2 separate regions of the Homo sapiens genome follow, and region 1 is linked to region 2. Evidence: read pairs that join two places in POLR2A ChIA-PET (ENCODE). Cell type or tissue: PC-9. All regions are shown on one strand. Each heading gives the region's core, and the rest is flanking DNA. Links, peaks and the distances in the headings are about the cores only.

The links. ChIA-PET counts read pairs that join two places held together with the same protein. Peaks named below come from ENCODE experiments on the same cell type or tissue, not always from the same donor. Only the 100,000 strongest peaks of a DNase experiment are listed, where the experiment ranks them.
Region 1: POLR2A ChIA-PET joins it to region 2 with 6 read pairs; 2 of 35 experiments call an interaction of 5 or more read pairs at or near these places.

The regions. Positions count from the first base shown.
Region 1 is chr6:144,129,329-144,134,126 of GRCh38, forward strand. No RefSeq gene overlaps it. Among named protein-coding and RNA genes, the nearest start is that of STX11, 19 kb to the right of the region's middle. In PC-9, for the core only: no CTCF peak of the experiment used is centred there; a DNase peak (open chromatin) is centred at 2,153; H3K27ac peaks cover 1,146 bases.
Region 2 is chr6:144,388,160-144,393,208 of GRCh38, forward strand. All of the region lies in intron 2 of UTRN (utrophin), which reads left to right. Among named protein-coding and RNA genes, the nearest start is that of SNORA98, 15 kb to the right of the region's middle. In PC-9, for the core only: no CTCF peak of the experiment used is centred there; no DNase peak of the experiment used is centred there.

The DNA.
Region 1 (4,798 bases), core at 323-4,322, 260 kb before region 2:
TTAATACCTGGGTGATGAAATAATCTGTACAACAAACCCCCATGACATGTGTTTATGTATGTAACAAACCTTCACATGTACCCCAAACCTAAAATAAAAGTCAAAAAAAGGAGCTGAATACATATAAGGATGAGATTATCATATTAAAGCCAGAATACATTGGAATAGCATCTTTAAAGTGTGAAAAGGAAGTTACAAAAGGAACAATGAATATTTCGTTTCCTATATGCACAGGGAGTTGGCCTTCCACAGTCAGAGCTGGTTAAGCACACTCTATAAGGTTGATGTCTGTCCTTAAGGCCGATGCTAGCGCTGTGGGGATGGCTGTGGCTGATGCAGGGAAGAAAGATGGCTGCCAAGGAGGATAAGGAGAGCAAGAATAAGCTAGAGCTCACAGAGCAAACTGGAACCATGTCAGCTCCCGTTGCCTCAGGTCTTGGTGGTGTGGGTGTCCTGCAGAATCTGAGATTCTTCATGAAGAAGCTAAACACACGCCTGGGCCAGCAGTCAGAAAAGGCGAAGGAGGACCTTGGGGAAGGTGGAGCAGTTGAAGGCCTGGCTGCTGTCTCCCACCAACAAGAGATCCAGATGATAAATGACAATGTGTATGAGCTACAAAAATGTCTGCTGCTTCATTTCCTCCTGATCTCACATAAGAATCTCCCCTGTGACCCTTCCTAATCAAAAATGCACACTGAGGAGAATTTGTAGAAATGTAATTGAGCTCTACACTCACATGTAATATTTCAGTTTATTTTAGCAAAATTTTAATAAAGTGGACATGGTGATAAAGATGTCTGGAAATGGCCAGGCATGATGGCTCATTCCTCTAATCCCAGAACTTTGGGAGGCCAAGGTGGGATGATCACTTAAGGCCAGGATTTCAAATCCAGCCTGGGCAACATAGTGAGATCTTGTCTTTACACAAAAATTAAAAAAATATATATATCTGGGTGTGATAACATGCACCTATAGTCCCAGGTACTCGGAAGCTGAGACAGGAGGATTGCTTGAGGACAGAAGGTTGAGGTTGCAGTGAGCCATGATTGCACCACTGCATTCCAGCCTTGGTGACAGAGCAAGATCCTGTCGAAAGAAAGAAAGAAAGAAAGAAAGAAAGAAAGAAAGAAAGAAAGAAAGAAAGAAAGAAAGAAAGAAAGAAAGAAAGAAAGAGAGAAAGAAAGAGAGAAAGAAAGAGAAAGAAAGAAAGAGAAAGAAAGAAAGAAAGAAAGAAAGAAAGAAAGAAAGAAAAGGAAAGAAAGAGAAAGAAAGAAAGAAAGGAGGAAGGAAGGAGGAAGGAAGGAAGGAAGGAGAGAGAAAGAGAGAAAGAGAAAGAGAGAGAAAGAGAGAGAGAGAGAAAGAAAGAAGAAAAGAAAAGAAAAAAGAAGGAAGGAAGGCAGGCTGAAAACCATCTGTAAAAAGCAGCATGCATATCTGGTTGCTTTAGATCTGGTTTATTGTGGTAACCATGCCCCAGAAGAGTTTCAGCAACTGTACTTACTGGAAAATATTATCTGGCTAGATCTCAGTAGAAAACAAGTCTTCCCCAGGTGGAATTTTGATAAAAATCTGTTAAATGTACACAGATGAAGGCAGAGTGAAGCAAAGCAAGAAGGAAAATTGGGGCATCGGAAGAAGCAACAGTAGGAAGTCTTTCCCTCCCAGAGTCCTGTGCAGCCTGGAGCGAAAAGGAGCTGTGGTGTGCAGGGACCCTGCTGGTGCCAGAACCTTGGTGTCACCTGGAAAGAGTAGAGAAATACCCTGACCCAGCCTCATTGTGCCTTCTGATCTCCTGCAAAAGCCTCCCGAGGCTCCAAGCAGCAGAGAGAATGGCCGAAAATGGATCTAGAAAGACAGAAAATAGCTGGTGCGAGTGATACCTAATTCAGCCAAACCTCTTGCTGTTTTACCAGAAGAACCTGAAATAGTTATGACAATAAATAAACTGATGTAGGGTTTATATTTTCTGTGAAATTTGCTCTTTCTCATTGAAGTTAAACCATATTCATCATTTTGACAAATACCATTACTTTTCATTTTTTTCTCAAATGGAACATTGCCCTATAAATTATTTTCATAACAAAGAGTGACTCAACTTTCAATAAAAGTGATGTATGGAAATCTGCCATGTTCTCATTCATAAATTACTCACTATTACTCATAAATTTTCTGAATGTTAGTCAACTTCTCTAAGTGTTCTGGGTCACAGTAACTCACAGTTAGGCACTGAAAATACAGTTCAACTATTCTAAAGGTGAAAGTGTACAATGGACTAATATGACATTCATGTAATAACGTAAGAAAGCTGTCAGCTCAATATAGTCAAAGCACTAACTGCACTTAGTTCAAAAAGTTGGTGGTTAAAACTCATGAAGTCAATACTATAAAAAAACACTCTCCAAGTACACTCTTGCTCTTAATAATAAGTTTAAAAGGCTGGACATGGTGGCTCACACCTGTAATCCCAGCACTTTGGGAGGCCGAGGTGGGCGGATCACTTGAGCTCAGGAGTTCGAGACCAGCCTGGGCAACATGGTAAAACCCCATCTCTACAAAAAATAAAAAATACAAAAATACAAAAATTATCCATGTATGGTGGCATGCACCTGTAGTCCCAGCTACTCAGGAGACTGGGGTGGGACGATCACTTGAGCTTGGGAGGCAGAGATTGCAGTGAGCTGAGATTGCGCCACTGCACTCCCGCCTGGGTGACAGAGCGATACCTGTCTCTCAAAAAATAATAATAATAATAATAATAATAATAATAATAAAGTTAAAATGTACAGCATAGATCTCCGGCTATTTCTTTGGAATATATTTGAGCTTCACCCTCCCTTTCCTCCTTCCTTCCTTCTTTCCTTCCTTCCTTCCTTCCTCCCTCCCTCCCTTCTTTCCTTCCTTCCTTCCTTCTTTCCCTCCCCTCCCCTCTCTCCCTTCCTTTCTTCTTTCCTTCTTTCCCTCCCCTCCCCTCTCTCCCTTCCTTTCTTCTTTCCTTCTTTCCCTCCCCTCCCCTCTCTCCCTTCCTTTCTTCTTTCCTTCTTTCCCTCCCCTCCCCTCTCTCCCTTCCTTTCTTCTTTCCTTCTTTCCCTCCCCTCCCCTCTCTCCCTTCCTTTCTTCTTTCCTTCTTTCCCTCCCCTCCCCTCTCTCCCTTCCTTTCTTCTTTCCTTCTTTCCCTCCCCTCCCCTCTCTCCCTTCTTTTCTTCTTTCCTTCTTTCCCTCCCCTCCCCTCTCTCTCTTCCTTCCTTTCTTCTTTCTCTCCACTTCCAAGCACTTTCATGTACATTCCCATTTAATCCTGAACAGAGGAATTATTTCCATAATGCAGATAATGAAACTGAGGCCCAGAAAGTTTGAATGACTTGCCCACTCTCTCCAGTTTAGAAAAGTATGACCCATGAATCGAAAGCAGTTTACCTGCTTCCAACTCCTCCCTACTTCAATAAAATACTTTATTATATCTTAAAAAGGCCATTTACCTGCCTACTGACTGGGTAACCTATACATAGTTTCCATGACCTAGCTGCCCTAAAAATCCATCTTCTGACTTCACTCCTATGAATGCCCTGGCTTGCTAGGGGAGATGTGTGAGCAGCCATTTTTATTTTTAAAAACTTTTTGCAAACTTACTGGCTCCACAGTGGTAAAAAAAAAAAAAATCAAAACAACAACAAAAAACTCATGAGGGAGTGGTGACCTCTAAAAGCCACTCTTCAGGTCAAGAGATAAATTGGCTATAGGGACAGAAATTACAAATGCACCTGAAACACGCGTAACAAACTCCCAAATCAACTCAGAAGAGGAGACCTGCTCGAAGTCTGTGTTTGTCTGTTTCATCTTCCTCAACCAGCACTGGAGCGTGCAGAGTAGAGTGTGAGGTTTTCTCCAACATATATTTGCAAGGACATCTACTCTAACTTGCCACTTTCCCTCCATTCACACTGATAATAACAATAATATTTATTGGGTTCTTACTACCTGACAAGTGCTCTTCTCAAATCTCTCCACAGTAAGCTCACTTAACCGTCATATGGACCCTGTGAGGCAGGTGCCCTTATCTTGATTTTATAAATAAACAGACAGAGGCAAGTAAAGTAACTTGGCCCAGGTCACCCAGCTAGCATTGGCAGAGCCAGGCTCAGGGCCTAGGCAGTCTAACCCAACCCCTGCATTTTACCACCCTCCAGCCAAGGTCTTCTTCAGGTCCTGCGTGAAAGTGCTCCCATTAATCTGTGAACCTCTTGCAGAGTAGTAACAGTTTGTCCCAGTAGACTGCCCAGTACTGTGCACACTCAGCAAAGTTTATTGAATAGCTCGATAGTAATGAATGGAGGGAGGAAGGAACAAAGGAAGGAAAGGAAACGAAAGGAAAAAACGGATATAAAAACACATGTTCTGAGAGGTCAGGAAAATAAAAGATTGTTTTAGGGTGGGTGGGGGTAGGAAGAAAAGGTTACAACAAAGAGCTGTGAATAATGGTAGAATTTTAGTCAGCACAGATGAAGAAAAGGAAATTTCAAGAAGAAAATTATATAAACAAAGTCAGAGAAACTGGAAAGCCAGGAGATATATCCAGGTAACAGTAAGTGTCCCAATTAGTCATGGCTTAGTCTTGGGCTACATGAAGGGATACAGGGAGATAAGTCTGTTCAGGTCAGTTGAGTTGAGATTGCCGAATACTTCAAATGGTAGGATGAAGAAAATATTGGATAAAAAAATGGGAGCCCCTGGAGGAGTTTGAAGGAAGAGATGGGAGGATGACAATCTCAGGATTGTGCATTAGGAAAATTAAAATGGCACT
Region 2 (5,049 bases), core at 394-4,393:
TGGCTCTTGGCTTTCTGTCATACGTACACTTACGTATAAGTGAAGCACTGTGTATATTCTTTAATGACCTGCTTTATTACCCCTTAATACATTGTGAAAATCCTTCCATGTCTTTCCATATTCATTATATGTATCTGAATATCATTTTTTTAACCTTTTGTGTTTTTTTTTAGAGACAGGGTCTTACTTTGTTGTCCCACTGGAGTACAGTGGCACAACCATAGCTTACTCCAGCCTCAAACTCCTGGGTTCAAGCGATTGTCCCACCCTAGCCTCCAGAGTAGCTGGGACTACAGGTGTGGACCATTCTGCCTGGCTAATATTATTTATTTATTTATTTATTTATTTATTTATTTATTTGAGACAGGATCTCACTCACCCAAACTGGAGTGCAGTGGTGTGATCACGGCTCACTGCAGCCTCCACCTCCCCAGATTCAGGTGATCTTCCCACCTCAGCCACCTGAGTAGCTGGGACCATGGCGTGTGCTACCATGCCATGTGCTACCACACCTGGCTAAGTTTTGTATCATTTTGTAGAGATGAGGTTTTGCCATGTTGCCCAGGCTGGTGGCTCAAGCAGTCCACCCACTTGGGCCTCCCAAAGTGCTGGGATTACATGCATGAGCCACCTTGCCCTACCCGCTAGTATCCTTTTTAATGCATGAAAATATACTTTTAAACAGTTCTCATGGATGGACACTGGGAAAGCTAGATGCCTGTGAGAGTTTGAGCTCCTCAGTGTGAAGACCCTCTCCTGTCTGCTCTAATGTTGCATTTTCCTGGTATGAACCCTGAATATCTGACAGAGGTCTCAGTTAATTTAGAAAGTTTATTTTGCTAAGATTGAGAGTGTGTGCCTGTGACACAGCCTCAGGAGGTCCTGATGATATGTTCCCAAGGTGGTCAGAGCACAGTTTGGTTTTATACATTTTAGGGAGACATGAGACATCAATCAACATATGTAAGATGAACATTGGCTTGGTCTGGAAAGGCAGGACAACTCGAAGTGGGGACGGGGCTTCCAGGTCATAGGTTAATAAGAGACAAATGGTTGCATTCTTTTGAATATCTGATTAGCCTCTCCGAAGGAGGCAATCAGATATGCATTTATCTCAGCGAGCAGAGGGGTGACTGAATAAAACGGGAGGCGGGTTTGCCCTAAGCAGTTCCCAGCTTGACTTTTCCCTTTAGCTTAGTGATTTTTGGGGCCCCACCGTTTATTTTCCTTTCACACTGGGCTTGCTTGATAAGTTTACCTGAGTATGCTGCTAATCTCTCACATTTTTTGGTGCAAAGAGGAATTTCTTTCCTTAATCAATTTCTTTCTGTGCTTAAAAAAATTTTTTTTGCACTTTTTATTTTTTAATGGAGAGACACCATTCTTTAAGTTACCAAAGTCTGAGAAGTTTTTGCACATCCCTTTCTCCTTCATTACTCTTTTTTTTTTCCCCCCCTGAGACGGGGTCTGGCTGTGTTGCCCAGGCTGGAGTGCAGTGGCATGATCTCGGCTCACTGCAACCTCTGTCTCCCAGGTTCAAGCGATTCTCCCGCCTCAGCCTCCTGAGTAGCTGGGATTGCAGGCGTCTGCCACCACGCACAGCTAATTTTTGTATTTTTGCTAGAGACAGGGTTTTACCATGTTGGCCAGGCTGGTCTTGAACTCCTGACCTCAGATGATCCGCCCATCCTGGCCTCCCAAAGTGCTGGGATTACAGGTGTGAGCCACTGTGCCCAGCCTTTCCTTCATTACTCTTATAATAATTCAGTAGTCCAGTCCCAGCATGGGGGTGGGGGACTTGGAGTAATATTGGTCAAAGAATATAGTTTGACAGGAGGAATAACTTCAAGAGATCTATTGTACAAGGTGATGATTATAGTTAATAACAATTTGGTGTATACTTGAAAATAGCATAGAGAGCAGATTTTAAGTCTTCTCATCACAAATAAATGGTAAATATGTGAGGCAAAAGCACTAATAAATAAAATTTTGTCTCTTAAGAGCCATAGAGTCTAATTGAGAATAGAACGGGAGACACGCTGTATAATAATGATCATGCCCATCCACCTCACCACGTCCCAGCAGCAACCTTCTCTCTTCAATTCAATACCTATTGCATCCACCTCCCCCTTTCTTGTCTCATTACTTCTCTACTCTTTCAGGCTCGCTGATGTCTAGCACGGGCAATTCTAATAAGCCTCAAACTGGCTTACTTTCTTCCGGCCTCCCTCCCCATGAGTCCATTTTTCATGTTAATCTCACTAAAGCACCCTTCTGATCATGTCACGCTCTTGCTCAGGAAAAGCCAATGGCCCACATTACCTGCTCATTTAACCCCTTGCTGTGGCCTTCAAAGTCCTCTGCAATTTAACTGCAGCCTGTTCCAAAATTCAGTGGCATCACAGCTCTGATAAAAAACCACCCAGCCAAAGGAACCTCTTCACAGTTGTGTCTGCATCATGTTTTTAGGACTTTGCTGCAGCTGTTCTCTCTTCTACAAATGCCTTTCTAACCATTTTTACGTGCCCCAAACATAGTAATTCAAGATCTAGCTCAAATGCAACCTGTTCCTCAAATCTTTCCGTGATCCCCTTTTCATCCCCATCAAGACATATTTGTCTATGAATTTATGAATGTATCTGTACCTGATATATTAGTTATAATTTTCTGTTGTCTTAGTCCCTTCCCCACTCATCCCAGGCCACTGGACCACAGCTTCCTTGAAAGCAACATCTGGATCTCTTTTGGGACTGACACATAGTAGATGCTCTGTAAATGTTACTATTTCTTTGTACAGTGTTTTTCACAAAATAGTTGTACAACTAATTGTTATATTTAATAACAATTAGTCATTTAGACTAGAAAATATAAAACTTAAGACAACAAACATAACAAAGAGTTGGAAATATTCCCAGTTCTTTTTTTTTTTTGACACAAGGTCTTGCTCAGTCACCTAGGCTGGAATGCAGTGGTGCATTCACAATTCCCTGCAGCCTCAAACTCCTGGGCTCAAGCAATCCTTCCACCTCAGCCTCTTGAATAAGTGGTACTACAGGCATGTACCACCATACCCAGACACTTTTTTGATTTTTTGTAGGGACAGAGTCTCCCTGTGTTACCCAGGCTGATCTTGAACTCCTGAGCTCAAGAGATCCTTCCTGGAGGCCACCCAAAGGGCTGAGATTACAGATGTGAGCCACTTGCCTGGTCCCCAGTTCTTATTATGTCAGTTTATTTGACTAGAAGTCTTACAAAATGACCTAAGCCAATTTGATTATGCGTAATTATAAATTATGGCTTTTTTTTGATTGGTAATGTTGGCTCCCAATGCCACTGTCTTCCTATAAGGGTCATAATAAAGGCAAGTTTCAGACCAAATCCTGCCATTAACATTGGCATTCATTAAGCAATCATTATTCGCAAGTAGGCTCGAAAAACAGTTCATACAGCTTGCATGTAAAGTTGGTAAGCTGCAGCTCTGTGTCATTTTTGTTTTTTTTGAGACAGAGTCTCTCTCTGCCGCCCAGGCTAGAGTGCAGTGGTGCAATCTCGGCTCACTGCAAGCTCCGCCTCCGGGGTTCACACCATTCTTCTGCCTCAGCCTCCCCAGTAGCTGGGACTATAGGCATGCACCACCACACCCATCTAATTTTTGTATTTTTACAAAAATACAGGGTTTCACCTGTTAGCCATGATGGTCTCGATCTCCTGACCTCGTGATCTGCCCTCCTTGGCCTCCCAAAGTGCTGGGATTACAGGCGTGAGCCACTGTGCCCGACAGCTCTGTGTCCTTTTGAAGGTCATAGTTAAAGTAAATGCAGCAATATTCTAGAGCTGTATAATTTGGTGCATTGGGTGCTGAGTTCCTGAACTGTAGCTAGTCTGAATTGAAATAATGCTGTAAATGTAATATACACACAGGATTTCAAAGGCTTAGTAAGAAAAAAAGACTATAAAATATATTTTCAAGATGTTTTAAAATATTGAGTATATGTTGAAATGATAATGTTTTGGAGATATTGGGTTAAATAGTACATATTACTAAAAATTCATTTTACCTGTTTTTTAATGCGGCTTTTAAAATTATGTATGTGACTTTCATTATCTTTTTATTAGACAATGTTGTCTTAGGGAGAGGATTTAGTCTTATAATCAGCAGCAGATAACTAAAATCCTCCAGCCAATGGCTGAACATAGGACCTTTAGGGATCTAGCCTCCCAGACTCACTAGATTTTTATATTCTGTTTAATCAGTGGTGGGGCATGTCTAGAAAATATTTTGACCAATCCTTGTTCATTGAATAACACTAAAATCAACAGTGGGAGAATATTTCTAACATTCTAATTATGCCAATTATTAAGCCACAGTAAAAGCACATTTCTCATATTCATTAATTAACAAAGTCTCTGGTGTTGATGAAAATAAAGATAACTGATGCCTTTGTAGTGGTCCACTCTGGAGTTTAGCCTTTCTAATTAAATTATAGCTGAACTTCTCTGGAATGTTATACTGGCTTGGCACAAATGTGAGCCTCTAGTGTGGTTTGCACACTGGAATATGTGTGTCTTACTGTGATCTTGGCAAGCTTTTGTAGTGGTTAAGGCACCCAAGATAGCATCCTACCTGTCTCTTTTCTTAGCGTTCCTTTCATAATTCTTCTTTTTGACTTTATAAAAGAAAGTCATACCTCTCACTCTCCTCAAATTTTACTGTGCTGCATTGCTGTGAGGCATCAAACAAGAGGACAATTTAAGAATGCAAAACAAAGAGCAATCCTTTACAAATTTTTTAAATGGCTGGTGCTTGTTGCATCCAGGGCAAGGCTTTGTGTCCAGCTGCCATCCATCCATCCATCCATCCATCCATCCATCCATCCATCCATCCATCCATTCATCCATCCATCCATCCCTTTATCTTAGAAAGAGAATTCTGAAGTGAGATGTTATTTGGAAACACCTATAACATGGTTTTTAAATCCAAAACCAAGTCAGACTCCTCTTGTCAGAAAATAAATCTGCTTTGGCTGATTAGTTTGACAGTGAGGACTA